Linked DNA regions of Mus musculus: regions 2 and 3 are each linked to region 1. A link is a loop called in an ENCODE intact Hi-C map of the cell type or tissue named here. Cell type or tissue: left cerebral cortex. All regions are shown on one strand. Links, peaks and the distances in the headings refer to the core of each region. The heading gives the core; the rest is flanking DNA.

Region 1 (10,868 bases), core at 1,907-9,906:
CTCCAGGAGGCTTTGTTTGATTCACAACCTTGAATGACCCCTTTCCCTTTATAGTCCCTCTCCCCAGCTTTTTATCCACCTTTGCTCAGGGATATGTCCTGCCCTTATGACTTGCCTTCCTATGTCCTCTCCTTCAAGTTTGTTTTTGGATAAGGCCTTGTTAGCAGAGTCCTTTTTTTACAGCCGAGGAGAACACACACACACACACACACACACACACACACAGGTCCCTATCTAACTCATCCATCATCTGAGCTTCCCTCTCTTAGACTGACTTTCCATGACCTTTCCCCCACAGCCAAGGTCAGGTGTCTGTCTTATTTTCTGAGTAATCCAGGTGATACATCTCATATAACATGTGATACATTGTATCATACATATAGTACTGAGTTTGAAATGATTCACAAGATGCCCCACTTAACAACAATCCTCCCCAAACCAGATGGCTGGCTTCAAGATGGGAAGAGCCATGTCTACTTTGTCCTTAGCTGTACCTCCAGCACCCTGCCGTGGCTTCATAAACATAGTAATTGCTTGGTCAATATTTACCAGCACAAGTGATTTGAGGTTCCTTCTGCTCACTCACAGGGGCTCACTCACCTGCCAGGAGTTTTGAGCTACTGCAAGAGCTGTGCCAGGAATGCATAAACTAAAGGCCCCATGAGCGACATAAGCCTGTCACACACTGCCATTCTTCAGAATGTATATAGAAGAACCATATTCAGGTCAAGATGACAGAATTGCTCCAGGGGACCAAAGTTTTAGTGCCAACTGTAGGATTGAATCTAGAAGCAGGAGAAAATGAGGAGAAATGTGAACGTTTGAATAATGTCCTGAATTCACTCACCTTCAGAGTAAGTCTTCAATCTCACCGCTTTGCCTCACGTCCTCATTGTGAGTTTATAAGTATTTATACTTCATTCTGCTACGGAAATTTCCCACCTATATAACATTTTCAAACTGCGTCAGAAGAGTCTGTGGAGAAGGGTACTGCAGATGTTTTTGAGATTATTGAAATGCACACCAATGTAGAGGCTTCCCAGGCGCACTCTCCATAGCTGGATATTTTGGCTCTGAACAAAGTGGATGAATCGTCCCATCTGACAGTTGCATATATAAGTCAAGAAGTGTGTGTTAATAGTCACCGGCTTTCTGCTGCTGTTCAGTGCTTGTCTCTGGCAATCCTTCATCTGCCAGGATACAGGGTCTGAAGGGTCTTGGCACATGGAAGCGTTAGTGCTTAGCAGCAAAGTAAATATTGGCATGTGGTATGGGTGAGGTGGGGCTAGGGAAGTTTGTGTCTAGCTCTGCCACTTTTTATTTTACTTTTGTTTATCGATGAGTTGATAAGAAATCGATGGCTTCACATCTCCCGAGACAAAACAAACGACCTTAGTAAATATGAAACTTGGAAGGATTTGAAGGTTAGTGGCTGGGCTAGTTTTATGTCACATGACACAAGCTAGCTTCATTTGGGAAGAAGGACTCTCGACTGAGAAAATGCCTCTGTAAGGTTTGCCTGTTGGCAAGTCTGTAGGACATATTTTTTATTTTATTTTTGTTTTATTTTATTTTTTATTCTTTTTTTTTTTTTTCTAGACAGGGTTTCTCTGTGTAGCCCTGGCTGTCCTGGAACTCACTTTGTAGACCAGGCTGGCCTCAAACTCAGAAATCTGCCTGCCTTTGCCTCCAAAGTGCTGGGATTAAAGGCGTACACCACCACTGACCAGCTATTCTTTCTGATTTTATCCTGCATATTCTTGTTCATCAATATTTGCTTGGAGCTGTCAATCAAACCAGTGCCACTGCATGAGTAGCTCTTAGAGCCTAGATAAGAATGTGCTACCGTCATCCAATTGTGATGGGAATGTTTTCTGGCCTTTCATCCCTCTTATGAAAGGCATCTTCACTAACTCTTCTCCTAGGATGAGCCTCTCTCTCCCTCTCCCCTCTCCTCTCTCTCTCTCTCTCTCTCTCTCTCTCTCTCTCTCTCTCTCTCTCTCAACTTGAGTGCTCACATCTATTTAACAAAACATGATTGGGTTTTCCAGGGAGCCCCTGCTCATTCCCCATATCCACTTTGAAGCCAGAGTCAACAGTTCACATCAACCGATTTTCCCACATGTTCCTCTTGCCATCTCTCAGAGCATCTCAGGCATGAAGGCTTTGTCAGAATGGTCACAAGGGAGAGAAGTTGAGGGCTCATGCTGAACACTATGAAGCCAAACTTAAGTCCCCACTAAAAGAGTCCATTCATTCCAAGAGCCCCGTCTTCTATTGCCTCCTGTCACCGTTTCCTCTAGGGTATCCACTAGCCACTAGAAGCAGCCTCCTCCTCTCTGGGTTTCTCGCTACCATTTGCAATTTTAGTCCCCTCAACCTGTCTTCATTGGCTCATATCATTGAAGTTTTAGTTTCTGTTCACTAAGTATCTCTCTCTTTTTTTTTTAAGATTTATTTATTGTTATATGTAAGTACACTGTAGCTGTCTTCAGACACACCAGAAGAGGGCATCAGATCTCATTACAGATGGTTGTGAGCTGTTGGGTGGTTGCTGGGATTTGAACTCAGGACCTTCAGAAGAGCAGTTGCACACCCTTAATCCTCTGCATTTGGAAGGCAGAGGCAGGCAGATCTCTGAGTTAAAGACAGCCCTGGTCTACAGAGTGAGTTCTAGGACAGTCAGGGCAATGTAGAAACTTGTCTCAACAACAACAGAAAGAAGGCAAGGGAATGACACATTTATTCTTACTAGAGACTAGAATAAAACTTAAGGGCAGAGTTTGTGCTTTATATACGGTCTTTAAAATCAAGCCTTTTCCTTGCTATATAGCTCTGGGTGGTCTGATATTTGTTATACAGCCCAGGCTTGTCCCAAACTCAAAGCAATCGACCTTCTTCTGGGTATTGGAAAAACACATGTACGCCTCTAGCTTGTATTCTCTTGTTTAAAGTTCTTCCACAGCCGGACGTGGTGGCGCACGCCTTTAATCCCAGCACTCGGGAGGCAGAGGCAGGCGGATTTCTGAGTTCGAGGCCAGCCTGGTCTACAGAGTGAGTTTCAGGACAGCCAGGGCTACACAGAGAAACCCTGTCTCGAAAAACCAAAAAAAAAAAAAAAAAAAAAAAAAAAAAAAAAAAAAAAAAAGCCGGGCGTGGTGGCGCACGCCTTTAATCCCAGCACTCGGGAGGCAGAGGCAGGCAGATTTCTGAGTTCGAGGCCAGCCTGGTCTACAAAGTGAGCTCCAGGACAGCCAGGGCTATACAGAGAAACCCTGTCTCGAAAAACCAAAAAACCCCCCCCAAAAAAAAAGAAGTTCTTCCACATCGTTTTGGCTTCTATGCTCAGTAGCCATTTTCTCCTGGTTTCAATGCTCTGCTCAGCTATGGTGGTTCGCCGACAATGTATAGTCTTTGGCTTGAGTTGTCTCTTCAGGTTGTCTCTCAGAGCTGGGCTAATAGGTCATTTATGAGGGTGAGGGGTGGTGGGATACCATCTCTCTTTAAAGATCAAGGTCAATGCAGCTACGCTTGTAGGTTCATTCAAGTTCTCCTCTATCTACCAGATTTAGCATTGATTTCACTTGCTCAGGTTACTTTACTGGGTTCTCCAGCATAGAAATAATCCATTCTCCTCCTCTTTCTCTTCCTCCTCCTCCTCTTCTTCCTCTTCCTCCTCTTCCCCCTCCTCTTCCTCCTCCTCCATAGCCTTTGCAAGTGTTGGGATTACAGGTGTGGTTCACCATACCCAGAGAGGCTTGTGAATCTTTATTAGTCTTCTGTTCTAGTGAGAACTGGTTTACAGATGGACACACAGCCATGACTGCCGTCCCCCAGAGGCCATCTTCCTCCTACCTCCCCGGGTAGCAGTGCATGGTAATATGTCCAGGCCCTGGAGGTTCTTTGTATCGTAATTTCTCCAGTGTTGGCAGGAGCTCCGGGTCTGAAGTGAGAAAAGGGTGTTTACATTCTGCAAGTACAATCTCAAGAATGCTTTGTTTCAGGGTTGCTCCAGCTAAGCCCCAGCTCCCTGGCAGGCCAAGCACCTCCTTTGTCTCTGGAATAGGCTGCCACTGCCTTAGAAATCAGTCTTGGAAGATGGATGAGAGACTAGACTGAGCATAACAAGAAGGCCCACTTTGAGAAGGCATTTGATTCTTGCCCCAGGTACTGCTGCCTGGATCAGACACCCTTGCTCCAGAAAGAGGGGGACACTTCACCAGGACAAGGCTCAGCAGCTCAGCACAGACGTGGAGGCAGGCGAGGCTGCTCAACAACCACTTGCTAAGTCAAAACACTGAAAATATGTGGGTGAGAAAACAGTTCAGAGGACACAGTAGTGATGTTCTTAATCAACATCTAAGAAAGAGCTCTCACTGACCCGCACTTACACTCATAACAACCATGGTTACTATTTACTTAATTAGGCACATTCTGTTTCCTTGGACCCCATAAGAGGCAAATTCAGCAAACAGGTGGCTTTTCCCCAGTTAAATAACTGAGCACTCTCCGGCAACAGCACCAAGTCTGAGGCGCTTGCCCGATGTCCCAAGGACAGTAAGTAAATCAGGAGGCAAGACCATCCTGCACAGAAAGCCCTTTGTTCTTCTCCCTGCCCTTCAACCCGCTGTTCTCTTTTTCCTGCAACGGGGCAGGACTGGGTTTCCTTGAAAGGAGGCATCGAGAGGCCCAGCCTACAACCAACCCCCTGCGGGGAGATTTGGGCATTTTGTGTCACCCCCTATCTTTTACAACAGGCATGGGAAGATTCCTGGTAGGCAACCATGTGGTCTGCCTGCAGAGCTTTGGAAAACACCTACATGAATTCAGGTCCTTACCAGCAGCTCAGACTGCTTACCTCTCTTCCTAACTCCCCCTCCCCCACCTATGGTCACACAGCTCTCCTCTTCCTTTCTGTTCCCCTCGGTCCTCTAGTTTGGAAGACAGGCTTCCGTTTTGCTAAAAAATTTTGTTTCAGGTACTCTTTTATGAACAGGCCCATGCACAAAATAAGCATCGGATAAATATGTGTCGAATTGTTCGCTAAATTCTAGACAAAAGATGAAAAGGCTTCGTATCTGGTAGGTGGAAAAGTTTGGGGGCGGGTGCAGAGTGGAGCCCCGGCAATGGTCTTGACTGTTCGTTCCCTTTGGTCTTCTGTCCTCTTTCCCTGCCCCCGCCTCCTCTTAGCGCAGGCGCGGCCTCCGTAGCATATTTAGTATTACCGCTGTCATCTGAGGCACGGAAACATCCAAACAGATTGAAAAGCTCCAATCGATGCCAAAGTAGAAGTGTGCACACAGGGGCTAGTTTCCTTGGAAGTGCTTCAGTTGTAATTAAACTCTAAAGACAAATATGCTAACAACTCCCTTGACCTTCCAGTGAGAAACAGCAGAACTGAACTTCCAGGACCAGAAAGGCATCTCTGGGGTGGGGGTGGGGGTGGGGGTGGGGGGAGGGTGCGGGGGCACACACGTGTGCCCACTTTTGCGGTCACTGTCCGCAGATGGCTTCTGGGCCCACACGTTCAAACGCTGGGCTGGGCTGGGGGGTGGCGGTGGTGCCTGCTGCTGCCGGGCTGCGCTGCGGCTGAGATCATTCTGTTGATCTCGTTTTACACAACGCAGCCCGGCACAGGCTGAGTACAGAATGTTCCCTTCTGTGAACCGAGCTTGAACCCTTCCAGCCCACTTTGTTTGAGGAACCACACAGACACAGAGGGAAAAGACAGGGCAGATAACCCCCAAATCGTTGAAATCACGGTGTTCTTTGGGATTTGGGCTTAGGCCATTTGCTTTTCACTGCCTAACGTGAAACCCCCCCCCCCCCCCAAACCTTGCTTTCCCGGAAGAGTGAAATGCCTGTAATGTCCTTCCTCCTAGACAGAACTTGGCACCAACTTTGGAAATTATAAAGTCTGTCACTGTCTCTCTTTAATTTATTTTTCTCCTCTTAGGCATTCAAAGAACAGCAGTGAAAGTTAGTTTCCTATAAAGGAAAGATGAGGTCCCTGGTGCTTGGGGCTTCTCCATGGGTTGTTATAAATTGTGTTCTTGGACTTGTTGCTATGGGTTGGAGATGTATGTGATGGGGAAGGCTTTGGGCCAGTGGCTTCTATACAAATGAGCAATGAGAAGAGGCCTGAGTGTGGAAGGTGGCTCACTGTTCCTCTACTGAACAATAGTCACCTTGTTTCAGGGCTAAGTGTGCAGTTTGAGGTCACAAATGGCTTGCGGGCTGTAGGCTGATCTCGGGGTGAAACTTCAGTAGATTAGATGGTGCTATTCAGTGTAGTAGTTTTCCACTTGATCTTAGCCAAAAGGCTGAGAAGCGATTGTAGTGGTTTTTCTACTCACTAAGAATAATGGTAATAGTAATGACAATACATTTGAAGAGAGGAGATTCTACTGTTACCTAAGCTGCTTAATGGTCCATACTTCCCCTCTCATCTGACCAGGAAGCTGAGATCGTAGGTGCCCAGTGACATTCTAGGCTCCTGCTGCTGATAATAATAACAATAAGGACAGCAATTCTTAGCATTGTTATGGTTTATTGAGACAGGGTCTTACTATGTAGCTCAGGCTAGCCCTTTGGTCTGAGATTCTCCTGCCTTGGCCTCCTGAATGTGAGGATTTCAGGCATGCACCACTACATCTGGCCACAATAGCGGTTTTTGCTAGGAGTAGGTTCCTTCCTCTGCACTTGCATTTACAAAAAATAGGCAAATCACACAGCTTTGTGTGAGACATGGGTTTGGATTTTCCTTTTCTTTTGAGAGTTTGTGTTATACTGGGTGGATTGTATTCTAGGCTCATTGGTGAAAGGGTTATAGGTGTGTCATATATACTGGCTGTCTATGAGGATCTTGCTGCTATTCCAATGACACAAATTCTTCCTTTGAATTCACAGTTGTGTCACCTCCTGATTTGGGGCTTCTAAAGTTTGTTTTTTGCTCATGGTTGTCAAGGACATTTAATTTTAATTTTCTATCTATCTATCTATCTATCTATCTATCTATCTATCTATCTATCTATCTAGTTTGTAGCTTTGACTGTCCTGGAATGGAATGTGTAGACTAGGCTGGTCTTGAACTCACAGAAACCAACTTCCTATGCTTCCCAAGTGCTAGGAATAAAGGTATATGCTATCACAACTGGTCTATTTATTTGTTTACGTATTAACACAAGATTTCACCACATATGTAGCCCAAGCTTGCCTCTGACTTGAGACACCCCCCCCCCCCCCCGGCTTTGAGAGCTGAGACAACAGGTGCTTGCTTACTGTCACACAGGTGCTTACTGTCACACTTCATTGTTAAGAAGGTTTCTACATGAATACCTTTGCTTCTGAGATGGTTTCAGTTCCAAGAGATTCTCTGATTTTTTTTTAAGTCATGTGTCACAATGCTATCAGAATATTGGCTAAAGAGTTTATTTATTTTACAATCTTCTCTTGAAATCTGGCTGTGTCTAAATGAGGGACAAGAGTTGAAGAATTGTGAGATGAACAAGGCCTGCTTACTTCCTCAAAGATCTTACTATCCAGTAGGAGAAGTCGAAACATACATGATGTGGAATATCATGAACACACACACATCTATACAGCTGAGGATGTTGACAGACCCTCAGAAGTAATAAACTGTTCATAGAGGATGTCAGGGGCTAGGTGAAAATTTCCATTTGAGGAGGTCGAGGCAAGAGCTGGTGGTGAAAGGGAAAAATTATGAGAACAGGTGGTATGTGTGATGAAAAGAGTCGTACAGAGCAGCGGATCAAGTAGAGTCATCCAGGAAGTAGTATGCAGTTCTTGTCCTGACTGGTGGAGGCTGATGTGTGTAGGAAGAAGTTAAAAAAAAATTAGATTTCATGTAGATGAGGAATACCCACTTCTCCATCTTGTGCCTTTACTAACTTTTCCTGCTAAGTTTGTACAAAACCCCAGGCTGCCTGATAGCATTCCAAGCGGTCAGGATGAATTGTTGGGACTGGCGCTGACTCATTGTCAGTCCTGGCTTGAGTCTGCTTTCTCATGTGTTGTTGTTGTTTTTCTCCTTCTGCCAAGTTCCCATGAGCCCTAGGCTGGTGTTGAACTCCATATGCAGCTGAAGATGATCTTGAACTCTCTTGAACTCCTGACCGTTCTGCCTCCAACTCCCAACTGCAGGCATGCACTACCTCCTCTGGTTTATCTCTCCTTCCCCTTGAGCCCAGGGCTTCGTGCACAAATAGTCAAGCACAAATAATTCCCTCCCTCCTCCTTCTCTCCCTCCCTCCCCCTCCCTCTTTCCATCCCTTTCTCCCTCCTTCCCTTCCTCCTATCATCCCTCCTATCCTCCCTCCCTCCTTCTCTCCCTCCTTCTCTCCATTCTTCTATCCTTTCTCCCCTCTCTTCTCTTCTCTTCTCTTCTCTTCTCTTCTCTTCTCTTCTCTTCTCTTCTCTTCTCTTCTCTTCTCTTCTCTTCTCTTCTCTCCCCTCCTTTCTCTTCTCTTCTCTCCCCTCCTCTTCTCTTCTCTTCTCTTCTCTTCTCTTCTCTTCTCTTCTCTTCTCTTCTCTTCTCTTCTCTTCTCTTCTCTTCTCTCCCCTCTCTCCCCTCTCCCCTCTCTCCCCTCTCCCCTCTCTCCCCTCTCTCCCCTCTCTCCCCTCTCTCCCCTCTTTCCCCTCTCCCCTCTCTCCCCTCTCCCCTCTCTCCCCTCTCCCCTTTCTCCTCTCTCTCCTCTCCTCTCCTCTCCTCTCCTCTCCTCTCCTCTCCTCTCCTCTCCTCTCCTCTCCTCTCCTCTCCTCTCCTCTCCTCTCCTCTCCTCTCTTCTCTTCTCTTCTCTTCTCTTGAAACAGGATCTCAGTATGTAGCCATAGTTGGCCTGGAACTTGATACATAGACCAGGTTGGCTTTGTACTTGTGGAGATCCACCTGTTTCAGCTTCCCAATGCTTGGATTAAAGGCTTGTGCCACCATGCCTGCTATCATGTTATCTGAAGTTCTTGAAGAAAGTTTGAGTCAATGTTACAACTCAGCAATATAGACCATGGTTTTAGGAAAGGTGAAAGCAAGCCTGGAAATAGGATGTGAAAGGAGACAGTGTTAATCACACAGACCAGGGAAAGCAGAACACGTTGGACCAATCAGATAATATGGTAGTTGCTCGAAAGGCAAAGCCAGAAAAAAAGTCTTGCCTGTGGGCAGGTTGTCTCACCACGGCCACTGAGTGACTTTCTCCTGGCCTGGGTGCCGATGGCTGGCTTTTGGATTTTGCTTACAGAAGGCAACAACAGAAAGAGTTTTTCATTTGTTCTTGTTGAAGCACATAGTCACACTCTGGATGTATCCCAGGCTGGTCTCCAGTTTGAGATCTTCTTGCTTCAGACTCCAGAATGCTGAGATTACCAGCATTTGCCATCAACCTGGCCAACAAGGAGATTTTTGACAAGCATATCTTTACTTCAAAGATGGTTTCAGTTCCAAGAGAGTCTCTATGATTTTATTTTTGAAAAAGTCACTGTCAACACATTATCAGAATATTGGGACCAATACAAGGACCACAGGATGGGGTCTTTGACCTTTTTATGAAGAACAGATGGTATCCTGAGATTCACACAGGCTGAACTGGGGAAGTCCCAGAACCTTCAAAGAGAGAGAGAACTTCACTCATGATTCCGAGAGACTTACCTGGACTTAGGAGTTACAGCAGCACCGAGAAACCAAGCACATGCTCACATACAAGAGGGAAAAAAAATGTTTGACTTTGAGAGGTGCTGGTATTTAATGAACACCCAAGGAAGGAAAGCTAAGAAATAATGTTTCCCCCTTTAAACTTTTATTATATTTTATATTAAGTGTGTGGGTGTTTTGTCTGCACATTTGTATGTGTGCCACATGGAAACCGAACATCTAGAAGAGCAGATGACTGTGCTTTTAGCTGCTAAGTCATCTTTATCTTCCACCTCTTTATTCATGTAGCCCAGGCTATCCTTGAACTCTCAATGTAGCCAAAGATGACCTTGAGCTACTGACTACTGTCCCTCTTGCCTCTTCCTGAAATTATAGGCTTTTACTACCATACTTGGCAGTAATCCAGTTCCATCAGTATGGGTGTTCATATTGGTCCTCCATTTTGTCTGATTTTTTTTTTTTTTTTTGTAAATATAGACCATTGCCTCACTTCGATGGGACATGGTAGTGTCTGTCTTTTATACATGCATGAAGACTATACTTGTCAACCTCTTGTGTTAGTTGACACATGAGCCACGGTGGAAGACATTTTATACACATATCAAGGACACACACACACCAATCCTTGTGTAATGAACACAAAAGGCTTTGTGAAACAAGAACCACAGGATTCTTTTACAACAACAATATTTTCTATTATATTTTATTTTGGTTTAAAAAAAAAAGAGAGAAAATGCTAATTGGGTCCAGCTACGTTGCTATCACACCACTGATGTTTTTCAAAGCTGCAGCTCGAAAGAGGCGGGGTTCAGGGGCTCTGTTTTCTGGCAGTCCACTCTCTGGAAGAGACTAGAAGCCTGCAGCGTGAGCTTAACTTGAAGTGCAGTGTGGGAGAGTTTGCCCCGTTTCCTAGGTCTCTCTTGCATAGATGCGTTTTTAGCTTTTGAAGGGAGGCTGTATAACCTCTATCAGCAGGGTTGCTAGTGATGTGCCTAGATCCAAATGATAGTAATAATGCAGGTTGCATGACTCTATATGATAAGGCTCAAGAAATTCTAGATGTTGGAACAGATGGGATTTTCCAACTGGAGTTACTCAACCTAGATAGCCTATGCAAATAACTCCTACCCCATCTGAAAAACTCCTAAATCTGCAACACATCTGGTCCTTAGCCTTCCAGATAAGGCCACTCAACCCATAG
Region 2 (10,868 bases), core at 1,227-9,226, 78 kb after region 1:
TAGAAGTGTTTCTCAAATCTTTGAAGCTTCATCACACTGACTGCAGTCATCAATCTATTATGTCTTCTACACTATTCACAATTTGCTTTTTCTGTCTTTATAGAGTAAACAGTTACAGCCCAGTTGCACCAGTTCTTCGTGACACTCTCTGAGTGTTCTTTTGAATGCTAATGCTGGGTTATGAATACACCGGCTTGGAATGATGGTTTTCTTAGTCTAAAGTCATGCAAGAGACACAAGAAACCATAGGAGCATTTGCTTAGATCTAGAGCTATCTAGATATCTGTCCTGTGTGTTCCCAGGCATGTGCATGCTTTGTGTGTGTGTGTGTGTGTGTGTGTGTGTGTGTGTGTTGCATCTTACTTTTTTGAGACAGGATCTCTCTGTAAATCTAGAGCTTGCTTTTTTTTTTAACTTAAGCAAGCCCCAGTGGTCCTACTGTCTCTACCCCTGACAGCACCATGGTTACTGGTGCACATGAGGCTATGCCTGTCTTGTGATGTGGATTTTACCACCAGAGCACAGGTGCTAATGTTTGTGTAGGAGATTTTTCTTATACGTCTCTTGGCTCTCAAAGCCATTTGATAAGTGACAAAATAATCTGAATCGATGAACTTCTTTGTTCTTCATCATGTTCTATTGGAAATAATAATTCTTGGAAAAATACCAACTATTATTCCCACTGATTGACAGAACCTATGTTTTTGTTTATCTAGAAGACATGGGACACACACATAAGCCAAACAGGGGCTATTCTCCTGAATAAGAATGCTTAATGATCATAGTATGAAACATGAACTTGTTGGGTTTGGGTCTCCTTTTCTTTATGTCTAGGACAAAAGTTTCCAGCTTCTGGTTCAAGCCAGATCTGTTCTAGACTTACCAATTCTCCCATCCAGCTCAAACCTTCCACTATTTCTTGGGAAGACCCAGGGTCTCTAAGTCTGGAACTTTGATCAACTGACTGAACAGGCAATGTCCTGTTCTTTCAGAAGGTCCATGTTTTCTTGGGCAATAAAGCTAATCATATGAGATCTATGTTTTGGAGATGTGAGAACAATTTAACTGGTAACATGGCCTGTGGCAGGAAGCACCTGTGTGAAGGAACACACCTTTCTGATGTAACACGTATCCTCTCATCGTTGGACGAATTGAAGCGATCATCCTTCTCTCGGAAATATTCCTCTATGCACTGCTCTTCAAAATCGTGTACTTTCTTGAGCTCATCGTCAGTTATGAAGAGTTCTGTGGGAGTGGAGGGGGAGTGGGGTGGGAAGAGAGCCGTAAGACAGAGCAGGGACCACAGCAGCATCTGGTCTGTGGCCTAATGACAAGTTTTTAAAGAAATCCAGGCTGGAGAAATTCTCCCAGATTCTATTGTAAGTTCCAGACAGAGTCCAAATCTAATTAGGCCACTCGAATCACCAGCTTCTTCCTGAGCCACAGAGTAGTGCGGTCTCTGGAGCCCACCTGGGTATACCTGGCTACCACAGGAGCTGGGCTTAATTAAGAAGCTGCAGGACTGAGAACATAAAGGAAGGAAGGAAGGGAAAGGAAGCAACTGGAAGCATGGATGTCTTTTAAAGGCTCCAAATTTCCTGGGCTGTGTAGTGAGACATGCCGATGTTATTGATTGATACTCTTTGTTCAACCTCATCCTCTCCCTCTCTTTTTTTTTTTTTTTCTATTCAGAGTCAAGAGAGCCACATAAACACATTTCTAGTCATTCTTGACATGTAGGAAAGAGATATTTGCTTCCTTGATTGGGGAGAGAGAGACAGAGAGAGTCAGAGAGAGACAGAGAGAGACAGAGACAGAGAGACAGAGACAGACAGAGACACACACACATACACATAGAGAGAGAGACAGAGACAGACAGACAGACAGACACATACACACACAGAGACAGAGACAGACAGACAGACACACACACAGGTAGAGAGAGAGAGAGAGAGAGAGAGAGAGAGAGAGAGAGAGAGAGAGAGAGAGATGCTCTTTCTATACTTTTCAGTTTCCTTTCTTTTTCCTAACTTCAACTTAAATATTTGATGACCGGAAACTCAGCGTCTGTGCTGTGACCTTGAAAACTAACTTGACACAAAAGGAAGAGCTGAGCTGAAAACTAGAAAGAGTTTGGGGCTTTGGCCTCAGTGAGCCATGGCTGGGAGTCCTGGATCACTGGCTCACTTTTTTTTTATGTAAGAAAAAGAAGTCTCCTTTATCTGTGCTATTGTTATTCTGGTTTTCTGCTAACAAAAGGTAAACATACCCATCTGTGTGATAGCCATAGAAGTCTGGTGGAATTGTGAGCCTTTGAATGGTTTATAGAACAGGGTGTGAGAAAGAGAGTTGCTTTGGAAATTTCCCAAATTAGGAAGTCTTTCTCATCCTGGGCCCTTGAGATGCCACAGGGACTGGCTCAAGTGTTAGGAGGGCAGAGTCTCAGCTCTTTGGGGCTATGTTTTAGATCATTCTTGCTTGCCTAGAAACATCAATTAGAACTTGCTAGGGGCTATAAAACATGACTGTAAAAGCCACAGAGAATATAGAAAACACCAGACCAGAACAGTCAGACTGCACTTTTCAAATATGGCAGGCTCCGAGGGATGCCTGAGATGTGGCCATGAAATTTCGGGTCAAGAAGAAGAGAGGCCATGTATAGAGACTCCCTCCCTGATGCCAAGGACTCATGCTGCCCTCTGCTAGGGATGTTTCTAAGATCTAAAGGAGTGGTCCTAATATGCACAAGTGCCTCATTAGACTTCTTTGATATTTGTGTGTGAGTATGTGCATGTGTGGATGCGTGAGCACACAGGAGTATGGTGTGTGTGTGTTTCAAACACTGTTGCTATCTCTCTGCTTGGCATTTTTGTGGATGCTCTGCATCTAGAATTAGGACCTCATGCTTGTATAACAATCACTTTACAGACTGAGCCAAACCCCTAGTCCTATGCTGCTCTATTTTAAAAGAATAAAATATAAAATATTCTTTAAAAAAAATCTATTACCATGTCAGATTTTACCATATATCTCAAAGTTTACTCTTAGGCTCAGCAAGAACCTGGAAATGCCCTGGGATCTTTTAATGAAAGCTATAGGCTGAAAGGGAGATCTCCATTCTTCCCCGATGGGTGGATATATGCAGGGCTTTCCTCTCTGCTCTTCACTCTGCATATCCTGTCGAATTTTCAAGATCTTCCCTGTGAGAAGGAACTCTCTGGGAATTGTGTCACCTGCCACATGGGCAGAGACCCGGTGATGCATCTAATACTACTCTGGCTTAAAATAAGAAAATAGTGTCTATGGTTGAGTGTGGTACCACATGCCTTTAATCCCAGCACCTGGGAGGTAGATGTAGGGAATTGCTAGGATGGTGCCAGCCTGGTCTATATAGTGAGTTCCAAGCTAGCCAGGGCTATAAAGTAAGACCCTGCCACATAAACAGGGCACAACAAAAGCAAATCACATAGATGAGGTTGGTGGGGCTTCTTAGACCTTAGACCTATGAAATGGGCTCTGAAGTAGAAATAGGTCTCTGGATGACCTCTGTTGTAATTTGAACACAAAAATCCCCTTCCTTCAGGCTTATGCATTTGAGTAACTGGTCCTCAGAGAGATGGCAGTGCTGTATTAGGATATGTGAGGTCTGTCTGGGTCACTGTGGATAAGTCTTTAAAGTTCATAGCCTGGAGGTAGGAGGAACTGGCTAGCCAGCTCCTTATAATCCTGCTGCTATGGAGACCTATCATTTCCAAGGCCTTCCTTGCCATAATAAACAGAGTATCTGTAAACCATGAACTATGAACACTATCTCTCCTTCTTTAAGTTTCTTTTGTTAGGTATTTGGTTGTGATGATGATGAAAAAATTAATCCCACAGCCCTCTGTCCTGCACTGTATTTCCAGTCATCTTGTACTCTCTAGCTAAGCCAAGTTTTCTACCACTGATGTTCATGCTTTATTGAAATTATCTTGGAGCCCCGAGTTGACCCCCAGCGCAATATTCTTGTAAGGTAGCAATCAAGACAGTCTTCCTTGCCCAGGACTTGACCAGGCGGACACGATTTGAGGACAAAATATCAGGGCACCCCAGCTTTCTGTTTGCCTAAACTTGTGTTTCAGAAGGAAATGACGATAGAATTTCTAGGTCTTTCCAACTGTCTGATTTGAATGTCTAGGACATTGCTTAGTCAGGGAGACCACTAGGAGTTTCAGCTTAAGAGAAACAGTTGACTAAATAACTCCAGTTTTAAGCCATGGGTGTATGGACCATGGACCAGAGGTAGATTCCTGGACCACCATCCCAGAGGCTCGAGTTTGTGGATTTAATGTAGATGTAGACTTGACACATTTGGAATAGGCACAGTAGATTGTCTATAAGTCACTGCACTTCCAGCAATTCTAGAGTTTATGCCCACAGGGCATTTAGGAGCCTGCAGGAGCCAATGGTACTTAATGTGCAGAGATGGATATGTTAAGTCTCCTGCAATGAGTCACACTTTCTTACTCAGTGAGGAACTGTTCCAGCATGGTGTCAGCCAAACTTCCCTTCAGAAACACCAGGCTAGAAGGTGGGTGGTGGGTGGTGGGTGGTGGAGAGGCCACTGTTCTGTGCTTTGAAAGCAAGTTTCATTCTCTTAAAAATAATAAATAAAAAATAAAACAAAATCCCATAGGCACAGTGCTGAAGGCTTAGAAAACATTGAAAATCTGGAATAGTGACAGTCCCAGAAATGAGCATGGAAGAATAAAACTCAGGATACACTGTTTAAAGAATTATATCTAATTTAGCACTTGGTGCATATTAACGTGGCTGATTTTGAGGAAGTGTGTGTGAAGGTGGAGTCAGCACTGTTGGAGAATGCTTTTTCTCTTAACTGGATGTGGTTAAGAAATCTGTCTTCAGCTCATGCTATACTGTCTTCCTTTTATTCTGTATCTTATCATGCAGGTCCCTGTCCCATCCCCTAAAATACGCGTGAGGCAGGAGAACCAAGGAAGGCGTGGATCCTGCCTGACTGCCTATGGGAATTGCTGGGAACTTCCGGCTGCAGGCGCCGGCTTGCAGCTCACTCAGGCCGTAGTCCCTTTCGTCCTGGTCACTCTCATGCTTCCTCCACCGGCAGCACACATGCTGGAAGATCATGGTCATGTGACTGAAGATGATGAGCGGTGGGGGCAGAACCGGCCTCTCGTGGAAAGTCATGATGAGCTGGTACCTCTGAAATTTCCATACTTGGTTGGATATCGACTTGACCTCAAAAAATGTATTGCTGAAACAGACCGGAGAGTCACATGACAAACAAGTATTGACTTTTCGAAGTATTGGCTCCCTCTGCCTGCTGCCCATCCATCCTCCCATATGCCTTAAGGAGTGGCCACTCACTTGAAGACGGCAATAAGGAGGTTGACCAGAAGGATGTTCGCCACCAAGAGGTAGCAGGCCATGATGGCCGGGACAATCCATGCTCCTGTCTTGCATGGGGGCAGCTGGATTGTCTTGCCATCCTCTCGGGTCTCATTCTGTCCACAGGGAGCTAGAGGAAGTGACACAGGTAAAAAATGAGAAACCATGGCTATTTGATTTAAGTTAAAAAGGAAAAAAAAAAGAGAGAGAGCCACAGACATTTAAATGAGGGGTTTAAATGGAAGAAAAATACAGCCACCTCAAACAGCAAAAAGTTTCAAAAAAGCCAAAATAGGAAAATGAGATCTTCATGAATATTCAAAGGGCCACCACTCTTGAGGAGAGGCAGTTCCACCTGTGTCCCCAATCTGTCATCAGACTCAAAGAGGTGTCTAGAGCCACCTGCCTGGTCCCTCAGTCCCTCAACCCCTGGTAGTGGTGAGAGGGCATTTGGTGTTCCTAAAATGTTTGGTGGGGGCTTTTGGAGGAGCCAGAGCCAAAGTCCTACCTCCTGGCAAGTTACTTTCAAAATGTGCTGTAGAGGCCTCCAGCTGACAGCTTGGAGCCAAGCATGGCAGGCTATTGATTAGAAATTAACACCAGGGCAACTGTTAATTGTTGTGAGAAACAAGCCACAGCCTTGGCCAACGATTTGCTGTCTCAGTACAGAAGGAACAGTGCCAGACAGCACCCTGAGAAGCACCCGGAGAGCTTGTCACTCCGTGTCCCTGATGGATGAGAGGATAAAGGGGAATGGAGTAACAGGGATGGACCACAGAGCCCACAGCTACTTGTCTATGAAAAACAAGCCAACCACATTTTCATTCCAAATATGTGCATTTCAGGAACACGACAGAAAACCTAACTCCAGTGACTAAATGGCAAAGGCAGGGGTGTTCGGGGAGAAGTGGAGGTGGGAGGGAGAAGGAAGGTGCTGTGTGGGGTTGGGTGAGCAGAAGTAATATGCTAATGAGGCCAGCTTGGAGTTTCCAGGTAAATGAAAGGGGTTGGGAGGAGTCCTGGATAACAAGAGCCCTGCACAGTGTGGCTCACAGAGCCTGTCTTTGTTACCATTCTATTGCTATGAAGAGACACAGTGATCAAGGCAACATTAAAAAAAAAATTAATTAGGGTCTTGCTTACAAGTTTCACAGGGTTTGTTCATGACCATCATGGTGGGAAGCATAGCAACAGGCAGGCAGGCATGGTGCTGGAGTGTTAGCTGAGAGCTTATGTCTGACTCACAGGCACAGGCAGGGAGGGGAGTGAGACTGGGCCTAGTGTTGACTTTTGAAACCTCAAAGCCCACCCTCCAGTGACATACCTCCTCCAACGTGGCCACATCTACTACTCAAAGAAGGCCACACTTGCTAAACTTTTCTAAACAGTTCCACCATCTGGGAACCAAACATTCAATATATGAGGCTATAGGGACCAGTCTCATTCTAATCATTACAGAGCTAGATGTTGCTTGTAGGTAGGGGCAAGCAGTAGGTGAGCTAGCCCTTCCTTCCCATCTGCTTTACATTGGCCTTTGAACAGGTTGACTTTATGTCTGTCTTCTAGCAGTGGGTAAGAGCACCTCAAGAGAGCTCAGCCCTTCCCATAGGGTGCTGCTGAGAATCTCGCAGGAGGGTTTGCATGAGGACCCAGGGTCTACAAAGTTTGAGCAGGACAGCAAGGGGACCTGCTTTTCTCCAGAACTCCTTCTGCCTGGCACTGTACTCTGCAGAAGTTCGCACCCAGCAGCCTGAAATACTACTAACATCCAGCTCTCACCAAGACCACTGAACCAGAAGACCCATGATGTTGTCGGTACAGTGTTCTCGTTGTAACCTTCCTTGTCAGTTGGTCTCGTGGTTGAGTAACTGAACTTTTAATTAGGTTGCAAAATCCACATGATTTTTTTTTTTAAATGTAAAACATACCTTTGCAGCCATCAAGGGTTTTACTAGCAGTGGGCTAGCAAGTCCCTGATTTTATGGCCAGGATTAGATGACCAAGGCACGCTCTTTGTCTCTGTATGGCAGATAAGTGGATGTGGGAATGGGGTGTATCTTGCTCCTGACGTAACTGGGTATTACTGAGCATCCAAGACAGCCTTGTAAGATGGTCTTGGAAGGGAATGCACTGACAGGTGATGTTTAAACTCTCCAGGTGGCTCTCCAGGGCTGCCCCTTCTTACTTCTCCCTATGGACACAACCTGGACCAAGTTTCTTGTAGTTCTTAGAGGCCAGTCTCCCTTTTGCTTCCTGATTCTGAGCCACATTGTTTCTGTTGCTTCCATTAGACTGGTGGTCAACCTAATCCCACTCTCAAGCTTGACCTATGGTGTGTGTCTTCTCTTCCACGCATGCCTAGCAGTCTACTTTCTAACCACCGCCCCCCCACCCCCGCCGGAATGGGGCTGGTCATATCCTTATGTTCCCGACACTCCTGTTGTTTGTCTTGGGACTCTCACATTCCTGCCACTGCCCAGCTACTTGTCTGTACCATACATGAGATGCCCAATGGAGCATCATTCTTCAAGGTTACCCTCCCTCCTCTTGGCTCAGCATGTTTGCATGCACATGAAAACAGTAGGCATTTGTTGACTGAGTAAACAAAAGATGCTTCCTTGAGCATCCGTGCTCTTGGTCTTAGCTTGGTTTAGTCAGATGGTATAGGTGTCAGGCCAGTCTGAGGAACGTCATCTAGATCAGTGGTTCTCAACCATCTTACTGCTGTGACCCTTTAATACAGTTCCTCATGCTGTGGTGACCCCCAACCATAAGATTATTTCATTGCTACTCCATAACTGTAATCTTGCTACTGTTATGAATCATAATGTAAATCTCTGATAGGCAGGATGTCTGATATGCGGCACCCCCAAAGGGGTCTCGACTCACATGTTGAGAATAGCTGTTCTAGATTCCACAGCAAGTGCGGCTGAAATGACTTAGATGTTCCTCGTGACAGTGATAATGATAATAAAAGTGAATCATTAAGAGTCAGCCTTTATTTGGCAATATCAGCAAAGAAGCTGTGAGCATTATGGGCAGCAGTTAGTGCAAAGGATTGCTCTATGAGGGCTTCTAATGACACTCTCATTCTGGGTATTTGTCGGCACTAGAAAGTACGATAACTCAGACACACAGATGTCTACCACTAATGAAGATGAACAGGGTGTCTTCCAGACCTGACAAGCAACAGTTATTAGGAAGGAGGGTAAGTTATTGCAATGGTCCTATGATACTAGCAAGTTGTTGCTAGGGATGTCCTCAGGGCTGTGCACCAAGACATCACATGACATGGATGGAGGTTTATGGATATGGAGACTATCTGTTATCACTGCATCACCCCCTTTCTCACTTTTCTTGATTCGCATTTGGGTCTTTTTCTCTACCAATACTTTAACAAACATGAATTAGTCACTACCAGTGTTATATCAAGTGGCATGCTGTCCTCTCTGTCTTTGTCAATGACAGTCAATAGAGTCCCTGTAGAAGATGTTTGCAGAGTCTAGCTCCTTCATATCCATTGTCCTTTCCTTGAATAAGAGCATTCTGTCTACCCCTGTGAACTCACTCTGCCTCCCTCATCCCCTAGTTACAACAAAATGTAAGACTGTCAAGTAGAAAGGGCCTGGATGAGAGGGATATTATGGAGAAATAAAATTTATGACCAACTGAGACATGCAGGAAACCAGCCCTCTCCAGTTACATGAACCATACAAGCCTGTTTTTCCAAAGTCAGCTTTAATGGGGTCATTATCACTTGCTTGCAATGAAGACTCTTGACTGTAGGTAGGTGTGGTGGTGCATACCTGTAATCCTAATACCAGGGAGGCTGAGATGGGAGGAGGCTTGTGTGTTAAACCTTGGTGGGAGTAGAGATAGAGGGGGTACCGGGTGGTATAATTACCCTCAACTCCCTCATCCGCATGCACAGTCAGTAAAAGAAAATGTTCATATTTAGAACCTTGCATGTATAGAGGGAGTTTGGAAGTGGTACCCAGTTATATAGCATCTGACCCCAAGCTCAGGCTAAGTCATCTTTTTCCCAAGACAGGGTTTCTCCGTGGAAAAAGCTCTGGATGTCCTGGACTCACTTTATAGACCAGGATGCCCTCCAACTCACAGAGATCAACCTGCCTCTATCCGGGATTAAAGGCATCCACCAGTATGCCTGGCCCTGAGTTGGTGTTTTAAGTTTTAGGAGTTAAAGCAGAGATTCAGCTACTTTCCTTCTCACCCAATGTAGGGCACAACTTAAAGGGTCTTCTCTGATAATAATGAACTTTTGTCTAACTGTGGCCTCAGAAGTGGGAAATGTGGACTATTTACAAAAATCGGGGGGGGGGTATATAAGTATGAAGAACTGGCCAGATATGTATACATAGCCAGCAACCCTTGGAGCAAAGAAAGTGAGTTCTAGGAGTGGCAGCAGATGTGGGCACAGAAGGGAAATTTGGCAATAACTGCTGCATCTGCACAGTTACAGCCAGCTTTGAAAGGATCCCTGTGCTTCGTGTATGTGGGTCACACTGACACACCACACGGAAGGAACTGCAAATGCCTGCTCTGCTAATGATGCATTCATAGGTAGAAATGGACAATTGGGCGTTGGAACACACTGATAGGCTAGTCACAATCTGGCCAGATTATGTGGGCAATGAAAAAAAAATTCTATGGCCACACATTGTGAAAGAGCGTTCCAATGGTTGGAACTGCCCCCCACCCCCACCTTTCCAGTAAGTAAGAGTACTTGCCTAGCATGAATAGGATATTGGGTTTAATTCTCAGGACTGAAATAGGGAGGACCTAATCTGAAATAAAGGGCCAACGGCATCCTTCCTAGAATGTAAGCCCAGAGAGCAGAATTTTTGTCTCTCTTGTTCACCAAATTGAAGAACTGAGTACCATCTGGTGCATGCAGGTGCTAAACAGAGAGATGGTGTTACTCTCTGCATGGTGATACCAGACACCAGGATGCAATGCTATGCATCTCTCTAAGTGCTACACTGATGCTTACTAGCAGGTCACAGTCTGGTTGTTTTCCTATTTAATTCTAGTTCTCACCAAGTGCTACCATAACTGCTAGTTACAGAAAGCTGTCATGGTAGCAAAATACCGACGGAGAAAGCATAGAATTTTTCTCCCAAAGTCTTTGTTCAGAACAACAGAAGATTTTACTCTGTATGCTGTTGTATAACCCTGCACAGTAAGCCAGCCCTCCCACCATCCAGTACTCACGCAGACAAAGCTGATTAATCCTTACAGTCTTTTCCCTTCAGCTAAGACATTACTTTGGAATCCTTCTTTAGATGACAGTACTCTTGACGGTATGGCCAATGTGCTGTAATTATTACAAGGCATGGGGCCATTCTTAGCTCTTTATCAAATGGGAGTGCAAGGGTTGGGTCTTTCTTAAGGGTCCTCCTCAAGTCCACAAGGTTTAGTGGACACTTGACCTAAATCTC
Region 3 (10,868 bases), core at 1,387-9,386, 94 kb after region 1:
GGTCAGATTGGGTTCTGTACAGAGGCACCACCAGCTAGTTCCTGTCTTATTCCTTCTTTCCCAAGTCCTTAGCTCAGCTGCTAGAGATGGACTGATGTCTCATGACGTGGCTCAAAGGCAGCCATTAGAAACTGGCAGGATGCCTCAAGTCCTGCATCTAAGAGAAAAGAGAGTTAGACTGTTGATTTTCCCCAGGTGGGTAGCGCTACCAATGAGGGAGTCTGTGCTGATTTTAGGACATGGGAACAGAGCATTGGATAGTATTGAGTCAGAGGGTAAGAAAATGACCTTTGCAAGGGTTGCTCACTTGTTCCTGACTTCAGCAGGAAGACACAGTCAGTTAGAGGATAATGTTTGCTCAACTCCTCCCTCACAAACCCCACTTTCCAGTAAAGTTGAGACAGACTTACGCACCTGCCAAGAACTTCATAATAGTGCGGTGTTCGCCTTTTGTTTCTTTTGTGACTGTCTTCTATTTACACCAAACCATAGTAATTTTCAACTTAGGCCATGACATATATTTTTTTTTAAAGTAAATTGAGTTTTAAAACTTGATTCAGTTGAAAGATTACAAGGAACAGAATAGAGGTTACAAAACAGAATATGGCTGATTAAATGTTGAGAAACACTAAATTAGAAGATGTCCAACTCTCGTCTGTTCCTAACATTGTATTGCCCCAGGATTCCAAGAAAAGGCATGAGGTTCATAAGTCTGCCCCACCTGGGTCCAAGTGACATAATCTTTAGCTCTTTAGGACCATCCTGGTGTATAGTCATTGATTATTAGCATAACTTTAGCTTTGAGCTGTTCAGAAATCTATTCTAATATAGTGACTTAGGGAGCAGGATGTCCCAAACCTAGGTATGTTATGGGTATGTTGAGGGGTGTTCTGGGGGGAAGAGGGAAGAGAATTCAATTCTTTTTATATCTCAGTGCTATGTTCTTGCTAGTGTATGTGTGTGTGTGTGTGTAGTCATTTATTTGCAGGTTTATATATAAATTGCCATTTATTTATTGGTTTTGGAAAGAACCTCAACAATCCAACCTTAGTAGTTCATTGTTTTGTTTTAGGAATTCCTATCAGGACAGTTGTATCTCAGTCTCCCTAGTGAAGGCTGAGGATACATAGGCAGCTGCTGTTCAAACCTGTGAGTTAAGGTGGTAATATAGCAGGTGGATTGTCTCAACATCCCTTATTTCCCCCTTTCCCTGTCTCCAAGCTCCTTGCTGAGTGACTGTGGAATTCCCATTGCATGTATGGAATCTATTTCCTTGGTCTTTGAGTCTCAATTTGGTGACATAGGTGACTTTGGTGAATGGGATGTTTGTCAATATTTGTCAACCGATGTAGGACTTGGAGAAAGCCCTTTTGCATCTGTTTCCACTCTTCTATCTCAACCACAGCCACGACAGACATGCTTATACTCGCCAGTCAGAAGCCGAGACACAGGCACGTGGAGCCTCAGCCCCTATATGCTTATGTTGTCTGAGCTGATGCTCTCCTGGATCAGCTGATAGCTGAATGCTAGGCAGCCAAGGCAAGAAAAGCCAGTTAGTCAGTGCACAGGCTTGTAAACTCATTAGGTGCTGTGGGTTAAAGCATGGGGTTTGGAATGGTTTCCCTCTCGCATAATCGAGTCTACTGATACTTTTTCCCCTTCTCATTGTGGGAAGAGGTGGGCCTTTAAGAAGACAAAGCCCTTTCTCCACTTTTTCTGCTCTGATGAAAAGAAAATGAATTCTCTCTCTTTTCTCCCCTAACCCCAGAACACCCCCAATAGATCCACAACATACCTAGGTTTGGGAATCCCGATTATTTCTAAGTCATTAGATTAGAATAGCGAATTGATTTCCAAGTAGCTCAAAGCTAAAACTCAGCAAATAGCAATCGACTATAAGCCAGATGGGCCCTAAAGAGTTAAAGACTGTGTCACACCCAGGTGGGGCAGGCTTAAGAAACTTCCACCTCTAATTCAGGTCATGACTGATTGGAACATCCTATCACTGCCCAGTGACCAGGAGCTAATCAGACTTGTCCTTCAGAAGCTAATCTTCAGTGCAGAGATTTTTAGCTAGACAATGGCAGATACTTAATTGAAAAGACAGGTAAAACCAGGCCATATTGGTCCCCTAAGAGTGAAGCAAGGTATCTGAAAAGATGAGAGGAGGAGGGAAGGGATGAAAGAGAGCTAGGGAGGATGAGGCGCATGACAGGGATAGAGGCTAGAGAGTGGAGAGAAAAGCAGATGGCAGAGGCTGTGTGCAATGGTGCTGACTTTCCCAAACCACCTCCGATTTCATTATCAACCCACGCCACGCTGCATTCCTGCTTCCAAATGCCTCTGTGGTATCCACTCTTGGGCTCATCGTCAATCTTTCTTTAATTTAGTTAGAGTGGTTTTGTTTTCTTGGAACCAATGTTTTCCTTTGCGTCATTGGTGTCTTAGAGAGAAACAGCTTCTGACTAGTAGTTTGTCAGAGCAGGCTGGAAGATGTAAATAAATACTGCTTAACTCAGTTCTGCTGTGGGCTCACCTCTCTCTCTCTCTCTCTCTCTCTCTCTCTCTCTCTCTCTCTCACACACACACACACACCTCCCTTTTGATATGTGCCTTAACAAAATAGGATCAGATGAGCATTTTTCTTCTTCAAACCAAAAGAACAACAAAAATACAAAGGACCAAGTATAACAACCTTAATTATAAACTTGATTGAGAAATGCCAATCAAATTAGTAAAGCTCACATTTGGGGACATCTCTTGAGAATGCACTTAGACCGTGAAAGTTCTGACTTGCTGAGTTTATGAAACCCTTGGTATGATGACATTAGGGGTGTGTGTGTGTGTGTGTGTGTGTGTGTGTGCATGAAAGGTAGGAGGTAGGGGCTCTCTCGGTACTGGGGCAGGTCTCTGAGGATGCATCCTTTGGGGCTATACCCTGCTCTGGGCCCTTGCAGTAGCCCTCCTGAGGTTCCCAGCATTTTTGAAGTGAGGCAGCATCTTTACCACTTGTTTCTGCAACCATGATGGTCTGGTCAAAAGAGTGGGGTCAATGACCATGGGGGTGACCCCTCTGAATCTGCATGCCAAATAACCCCATCTTTCATTAAGGCATTTCTGTCAAGCATTTGGGTCACAGTCACACGAAGAATTATGAATACAAGTAAATACCCATGTTTTGCTTTTCTGGATTTGTGTATTGCTGGATTTGTGTGTAACTTTTTCAATTTCTGACCATCCTACCATCATTTCTCATATACCAGGGTTACAAGTGTGTGCTGTAACACTCATTTATATCCCACTGTAATTTCTTTTTATTTGAGACAAGAACATCTATGTAGCCCAGGCTGGCTTTGAACTCCTCAAGTTATCACTTGACCCCAGAGCTCTACATTGCAGGAGATGGTAGTTCTCCTTTTATATGTGCAAGAGTGCAGATTCCATTCTTAATGCCTTGGCCATAGAGAGCTTCCCCTGAAAGGTCACATGAGTTTAGCTTGCTTGTTACACATAGGGGGACCTGTGTGTTGTTTTCTTTAAATTGGGATTGTATGCTATTTTAGAAAACCATACATCTCCAGTGAGTCTATGCTCATCAAGATATCTGAAGGGGGATAAGCCAGAACCCTCTTCAAGAGGAGCTGTCTTATAACAATAATAATAATAAAAATAAAAAACCCCTAGTAATAGAACATCAGGGCTGTGTGTGCCTGGAGGGCCCTGTGCAGTGAGCCAGATGGCACATCTTTGCCTGGATACACCTTAGGGGACAGAAGGCTGTAACAGCACCACAGACATGATCCATGGCTCCCACTGACTCTCATCAGACTGCGCTTAAGGGCTACCACACTTATAGAAGCAATCAGCACAGCTCCTAACATTCACCTCATGTACATAGGCAAATGCCAGTTCCTGCTGACATTACTTATACATTCCATGGCAAGTGATAATGCAGGAAAGCCCTTCATCCTCGTGGCTCCTCCTCCTCCTCATCCCCAGCCTCTGGCACACTCCCTTCTCTATGTCCCTTGCTCCCTTTCTGCACTCCAGATGCCAAGCTTAACCCCCTTGTAGCCTCATCTCTGGTTCTTCTTACAATCAGAGCTGCCCGCTCGCCGACTGATGATACTTGAGCAGTTCAGAATGCAGATCACATGCAACCCACGTTCTGCTCTGAACCTAAACAGCTGTTGGCAGGCTCAGATGCCAGGGCCCAGCACTTGCTGTGCTGTTGGTAGTAGACATCCAAATGTAGGCTGCATATCAATACCACTATAGCTATAATAAAGTAGGTGACAGGAAACCTTTAGACACAGGGCTAATATTGGTGCATGCCATTAAAATAAGCATTTTAATCTTCATAGGTTTATCTGTTAAAATAATACGCCCCAAATGTCCATTAAATGGAGTTGTGGGAGAAAGGGGAATGGAGGAGGGACCCTTTGCTGTTCATCTCAGCTTATCTATTCCCCACAATCACCACCTCCTAATTCTCTGTCTTGTTAGCCGTCTGCCACTGGTCTATCTCATTAAATCATTTCTTGAAGTTACTACACACAAGATGCTATCCTGGGCAGGTTCAGGTGGAGTCCTCAATCTGCCACTGTCAGCTGTGTATCTTCGGGTTTACTCATAGGTCAGAGCTTCAGTATTTCCATCTTTAAGCCCAAGGGAATGATACGAGCAATGGCATTATTGATAATTGAGGGTGATGCATGAGTAGCTTCCTTGGCCATCCATCTAACCAGTATTTATAGATGTCCTGTATGAGGCCGGCTGGACAAGTACCAGGAAATAAAACACCAAGGGCCTCTGTTGTTCTAACATCTGCACAGGGGAGGCGGAGGTCACCGGGAGTGTATGAAAGAGAAGCAAGAGTATAATGAATGAACAAACCAAGTTGTGTGTAGGGAGGCAACCGGTACGGGAGCAGGAAGACTCCAGAATGGGTACAGGTGGCCAGGAGACCACGCTGGGAGAGCATGATGGGAACAGACTGGGCTTGGATGGGGTTGTTGGCAGAGACGTACAGAAGAAGGGCTGCTCCACACAGCAGGCGCTGCTTAGCAAAGGCTCCAGGTGGAAGCCTGCCTGCTGTGTGCTGTGAGCTCAGGAAGGTCCCTGTGCCCAAAACCATGCTGAGAGAGCAGCTGGAGAAGAGGGAAGGGTGAGGGCAGAGAGCATCACGTGGGGCCTCTGGAGAGACCTCAGAGAAACAGGTTCTGAGGTGACAGGCATGGCGACAAAACATTCTGTCCTGTAATTCTGGTTTTTTTTTTTTCAAGTAACCAACTAATTTTCCTTATCCACTCATTCTTTTGCCTGATGGCTTTGCAGCCCCAGGTACACCATCTTTTCAGGATTTTTATTTTTCTAGTAGTTTACCCCCTCCCTTTAGTAAAATAGGGAGCACCTCTGCACTCAGCGGGGAGCACTGATGGTATTCATGTTTTGGTACCCTATAGTCTGCAAGTATCGCTCTTACAGAAGGGAGTTAATGACAGGTGGCAGCTGGGCATGGTGGCAAATGCCAGTGACTCTAGAGCTTCGTAGAAGGGTTTCAAGTTCAAGGGCAGTCTTGGCCTAGACATTGTGTTTGAAGGCAAACCTGGGTCACATACCCAGACACTGTCTGAAAACAAAACCCGAATATCAAACAGAAGACAGAAGCAGGGCACACACAGCTGTCTCTCAGCCCCACTCACACAGCTAGCGCCACCTTTAGACCAAGCAGCAGTCCACGGAAGGAATCTTCATCTCCAATCTGATTTGAGCAGAAGCAACTTTTACAGAGAGGAAAACCTCACAGCATGGGGGAGGCGCTTGTAGATGGCCTCGGGGTCCAAGCTTAGCTTTTCTCTCTGTAGCTATAATCCACTGAGGTTCCGCTCAGTACACACTGTTCCGAGCACCTGCTGTGCCTACGAACAATCAGCCTCGGTATAGGCAAGACCCCTTTCCCTCCTTAAGTGCCTTACCCTTTGCAGGGGCAGGAAGACCGTGGTGAAGCTGGAGCCAGCAGGAGGCCCGAAAACTCTCTAGATGGTTTGACTCATCAGATGACATACAAGAGACTTAAAATTTCTATTTGGCTCGCTCATGACGATAGGAGTGCTTTGACTTAAAATATAAAATATAAAAAGTGAAAGAGGTGGTTTTAAAAAAAACTATATATTAATATATTCAGCTCAGTGAGAACCTAGTGTAATATATTACAGACAGTGAGAACACTGAGAAGGGAGGTAGCTTCCTTCTGCCATTGTAAAGAGACCCCAGCTTATAAAGTGGTGGTGTGTGAGAGCCAAATCTGTGCTTGTTCTTTAAAACACAGTTTTCAGAAGCGAATGCCTCTGCCGCTGTCCTCTGAGCACCAGGGGATGGACAGTGCTTCCTTTGGCCAAGTAAGTCTGAAAAGAGCTGTGGGAAAAACCCTAAAGCTGAACTACACGCGCCCCCCCCCCCCCCCCCCCCCGCCACGATCCCTTGCCTCTTCCGAAGACAAAGGCTGCTGTTTGGTGCACTCTCAAAGAACCGGACTTGAGGGAGTGCAAACTTATACAACTGTTTAGTAAAAGGAGGGTGGCAGAATGGTTCTGTGCTGTATTCCCAGTGATCATATAAACACACGCAATGCAAACATAGGCAGCAGAGCGTGGAGAGTCACGCACCAAGAAAGAAGAGCTAAAATAAGTCAAGTTCACTGACAGGATGTTGAGAAACCTTGTGCATGCATGACTGCAGTTAGAACTCCAAGAAAGATGGATTCCCCACCCCCTTCCCCACCTCCGGCAGTCACGAAAGCTGCCCACGGGGTCTTGAGCTCGGGAGAGCTAGCCTTGCCCCTCACCAGTTGCAGCACTTGGGAGAATGGATCCTGTACCTCATTGGACAACACAGCAGAGCTGATCCTGATGGTGGGGGCTCAGGCCAGCCAGTCCCGAGGGAGGCCGAGAGCATGGGAGAGCTGGTGTGGGTGCAGGCATTATGCCTCCTCTCACCTGTGGCAGTCGGGAGAACTGGCTCTGGGGTCATGAGAGCAGGTGAGATAGCCCTACACCCTCACTGTCTGCCGCACTTGGGAGAGTGGGCCCTGCGTTTCTCCTGGACAACACGGTGGAGCTGACCCTGTTGGTAAAGGCACCGTTGAGCCAGTCCCGAGGGTATGAGTGGGAGAGCTGACCCAGTCCCTTGAAGGCTGCAGCACTTGGGGTGGGGGTGGGGGGTAGTCCCCGTGGCTTGACTGGCAGTGCAGTGGAGCTGGCTCTGGCATAAGAGCAGGAGAACTGACCCTGCCTCCTGCAGATGGAGGCACTGGTGGCCTAGCAGGAACAGTGCTAGAGAGCTCACCCTGGTGGTGTGGATAAGGGAGAGCCAGCAGGCTGACCAGCTCAGCTACCACCAGGCTCAGACTCAGGGCTCTGAGTTGGCCCACTCCAAAATCTGTATCAACTACTAACTGTTCGGATGTGTAAAAGGGCCAGCCCCACAAGCCCAAAGCTGCAAGATCTCCATAACACAGGGCATCAACAGGATAGCTTGGAGTCCCAGCGAGGGAGGATCCAATATTCATGGTGCCACAGAAGCCTCAAACCAGACCTACGACTCATTGCAATACAATATAATTGTTCACTGCGTTGAACTTTTGCAACTGAAGATGTGTGGACAGAGGGACATACTATGGGACACACTATAGCTTTCACAATGAGAGTTTTTCTATGCTTTTTTGCTTGTTGTGTGTGTGTGTGTGTGTGTGTGTGTGTGTGTATGTGTGTGTGTGTGTGTGTGTGTGTGTGTGTGTGTGTGTATGTGTGTGTGTGTGTGTGTGTGTGTGTGTGTGTATGTGCGTGTGTGTGTGTTTTATTTTGAGGAGAGATTGAAATAGTGAAAGGCTGATATGAAGGGACCAGAAGATGAGTGGGACTGGGATACATGTCATGATATTCACAAAGAATCAATAAAAAGTTAAAAAAAAATTAAAAGATCGAGTTCCACATAAGGTGACATAAAACCAACGTCCAGTGACGTGACCATGTAAGCTATCTGGGCTGTGATGGGATCTGCTAACTCACACAGGTACGAGGCCAATAGACACGCTGTTTTCTATCACTTTTCAAGAAATAGGGTTGATTCGGGTCTGACAAAGCGTGTTTCAAACTCACTCACAGCAAGCCCCTGTGAAGGCCTAGCAAGCAGTTTGTGTTTATAGCGGAAGGGCTCAGCGGGTTCCGGGTCAGGTGCGTTCTCATCTGTCCCTCATTCAATCACCACAGCAATGACACAGTTCTAGAAAGATATCAAGGTCAGATCATGACCTTGGGACTAAGTCTGTCAAGGATCACTATAGAAGGTCTTATCCACTCACTTAATTAAAAACAAAACTTTGACCTTACTGAGACTAATTAAGCACTTGTTCTGTTCCAGGAATTGCCTTGTATGTTTTATAAATTTCAACTAAAAAAAAAAAAAAGCACTATTATCACACCCACTTTAGAGATGAATAAACCGAGGCAAAAAAATTGCTAAGTAACTCGTCTATACACAGCTAAAAGTCCTGAATACAGACCTAAGTTTGTATCATCTTTAGAATAAAACAAAACAAAACCCAAAACCAACCAACAAGGCAAGCACCACCACCACCACCACCACCACAAGGCCTCAGTCGGTTTCCCAGGCTGACCATGAACTTGAAATGCTCTTGCCTCAGCTTCCTTACTGCTGGGATTAGAGGCAAGGACCACCATGTCTCCAGGTTTTGTTATTTTAACATTCTAGCCACCACACCATGCTACTCTGAATAGTGAGGATATATTTTTTTTAAAGATGGGAATCTTTCTATGTAGCCATGGCTAACCTGAAACCCACTATGTAGACCAGGCTGGCCTTGAATTCACAAAGACCTACCTGCCTCTGTCTCTCAAGTGTTGGGATTAAAGGTATACGCTACAGTGTCTGGCCATCGTAGGACCTTGAGGGTCATTTTGAGGGAGGGTGGAGTGATGTACTGCTGACTGCAGCCTGACTTTTCTAGTGTTCTGTCCTTGTGACGCATCAGTGAGATGCTCTACAAGCTTAGACTTTGAAATGCTTACTGTATTAGATAAGGCTATTGAGTATACAGACTTGAAGGCTCTAAGTCGAACCTCTTTAGGTGTTTATCCCAGGATCTGTCTTTTATCCAAGTGACCATTGAGCTCTTTATTTCAGTGGGTGCTGCAGACGGGTGCAAGAGCAGGCATTCTGCCCGGGCATAGCTGTTTGCAGACACCTTGACAGACAGCTTCACTCAGCAAGATGGGCTTGCCGGTTGAGATGAGGCTAAGGACCAGCTACAACAGGCTTATGTAAGCAGTGAACAAAGCACAGATCTTGTTTTGCTGTCTGTCATGAAGAATAGTCTATTATTTCATGTTAGTAGGTGATTGAAGGGACTGGCTCCATCCATGGTTGTCATGGATATGTGCTGCTCCAACTGCTTCAGATTATAATAGAACCAGCGATGCAGTGTGTAGAAATGTCACACACTGAAGGCTATGTATTAGCATCTGAGAAAGCAAGATGCCCACAATCGTGTCTATGGCTTCTGAATCCCGGAGATGGATCCACTGTAGAGAATGCCCCTGTTGATGGCAGGCATGTAAGGTCAAAAGCACAGAGCAGTATCTGTAAGATCTTTGTTGCTGTGTTCATATGCATAAGCCACGTATAAAATTATACACACATACACAGCTTTGTTTAGGTCTATCTTCTTGTGCCTCCATGAACTGACTCAGAATACTGACCTACGGGCAAGGAACATGGGAGTTAATCTGTTCTATTTTGAGATTTAAAGAGACACACTGCAGAATCTTTCTCTTCTTGTATGCATTTGGTGGTCTGAACTACTTTAGGCTCAAAGTTAGAGCTACTTTGGATTCTAGGACTCTGTATTTGTATAGCACTTGCTACAGAGTCTGTAGGGAGTCTAATTTCAGATGTTGTGTGCATGTCAAAATAATGGAGCTGTATTTAAAAAAAATTGTATAATCCAGACTTTTGGCTCACTTATATTTACCTGATGGTAAATTAGTAAATTAGTTTTAGGTCACATTATTAAATGATATTATAAAATGTATATTCTCTGCAGACCAACGTTCAACTACTTTCTCCTTCTGTGTAGAGCATCTTGGTATAAATCAAGTTAATTGGATCCCAGGACATTATGACATGACACCTACAGAAAGCAGAGCCTACCACACAATATCCACTGGCTGACTAGAAAACCATTCAAGAATAGGGAAAAGACAGAAAATTTCAAATGTAATACTCACTTCCAAGTATCTCCAGATTAGGAGCACGGACATAGCTTTTATAGTTTGTCACGCAATTGCTCACAGTCCCTTTGTATTCCGTTCTCTTTCATCTCCCTCATGCATTTCCTTATTCCCTTTGGCTCACATTAGGAGATCAACTCCCCCTTCCACCAGAATATTATCAGCCTCTTTGAGCTGCTGCAGAAATGTGTTTCCCTCCTGTGAGCCCCACCAGATTGAAAGTGTGGTGATGGGAAAAACCTCTCCTACCCAAACTGCCCATCCATTCTCAGTCTGAATGCTGCCACACCCTGAAACACATAGGGGATAGAGAATCCATAATCGAGGCCCTGGGAACAGGAGGCATGCCTTTATAACCCACAGCACTGCCCTTTATAAACTGTCCTGTGGCAGGACACATACTCTCCCTGGACTGTTTCTTCAACTGTCTGTGATTCATAATCAGAGCTATGTGTAAAGTTTTAAGTATAGTGTCTAGCATATAACAAATAATAAATACTGGCTCTTTCTATGAGAGGCTCTAGAGCAGCGATTCTCAACTTTCCTAATACTGCCATC

What was found. A loop is a pair of places that touch in the nucleus more often than their neighbours do. Peaks named below come from ENCODE experiments on the same cell type or tissue, not always from the same donor. Only the 100,000 strongest peaks of a DNase experiment are listed, where the experiment ranks them.
Region 2: a loop joins it to region 1, with 4 times the contacts of the local background. A loop is called at or near these places in 2 of 42 quality-filtered maps.
Region 3: a loop joins it to region 1, with 1.9 times the contacts of the local background. A loop is called at or near these places in 2 of 42 quality-filtered maps.

What each region holds. Positions count from the first base shown.
Region 1 is chr19:23,051,800-23,062,667 of GRCm38, reverse strand. All of the region lies in intron 4 of C330002G04Rik (a long non-coding RNA gene), which reads left to right. Among named protein-coding and RNA genes, the nearest start is that of C330002G04Rik, 19 kb to the left of the region's middle. In left cerebral cortex, for the core only: no CTCF peak of the experiment used is centred there; DNase peaks (open chromatin) are centred at 4,720, 4,910, 5,187 and 5,609; H3K4me3 peaks cover 929 bases; H3K27ac peaks cover 3,031 bases.
Region 2 is chr19:22,972,960-22,983,827 of GRCm38, reverse strand. Trpm3 (transient receptor potential cation channel, subfamily M, member 3) reads right to left here. Exons shown (of 26, transcript NM_001362491.1): 23 at 5,386-5,536; 24 at 5,073-5,272; 25 at 1,113-1,245. It overlaps C330002G04Rik (a long non-coding RNA gene), which reads left to right. Exons shown (of 8, transcript XR_001782629.2): 8 at 4,951-5,081. Among named protein-coding and RNA genes, the nearest start is that of Gm52388, 52 kb to the right of the region's middle. In left cerebral cortex, for the core only: no CTCF peak of the experiment used is centred there; DNase peaks (open chromatin) are centred at 4,505, 5,132 and 6,204; H3K27ac peaks cover 1,737 bases.
Region 3 is chr19:22,957,113-22,967,980 of GRCm38, reverse strand. All of the region lies in intron 22 of Trpm3 (transient receptor potential cation channel, subfamily M, member 3), which reads right to left. Among named protein-coding and RNA genes, the nearest start is that of Gm52388, 36 kb to the right of the region's middle. In left cerebral cortex, for the core only: CTCF peaks have their summits at 5,708 and 7,358; DNase peaks (open chromatin) are centred at 4,990, 5,817, 5,965, 6,713 and 2 more places; H3K27ac peaks cover 2,797 bases.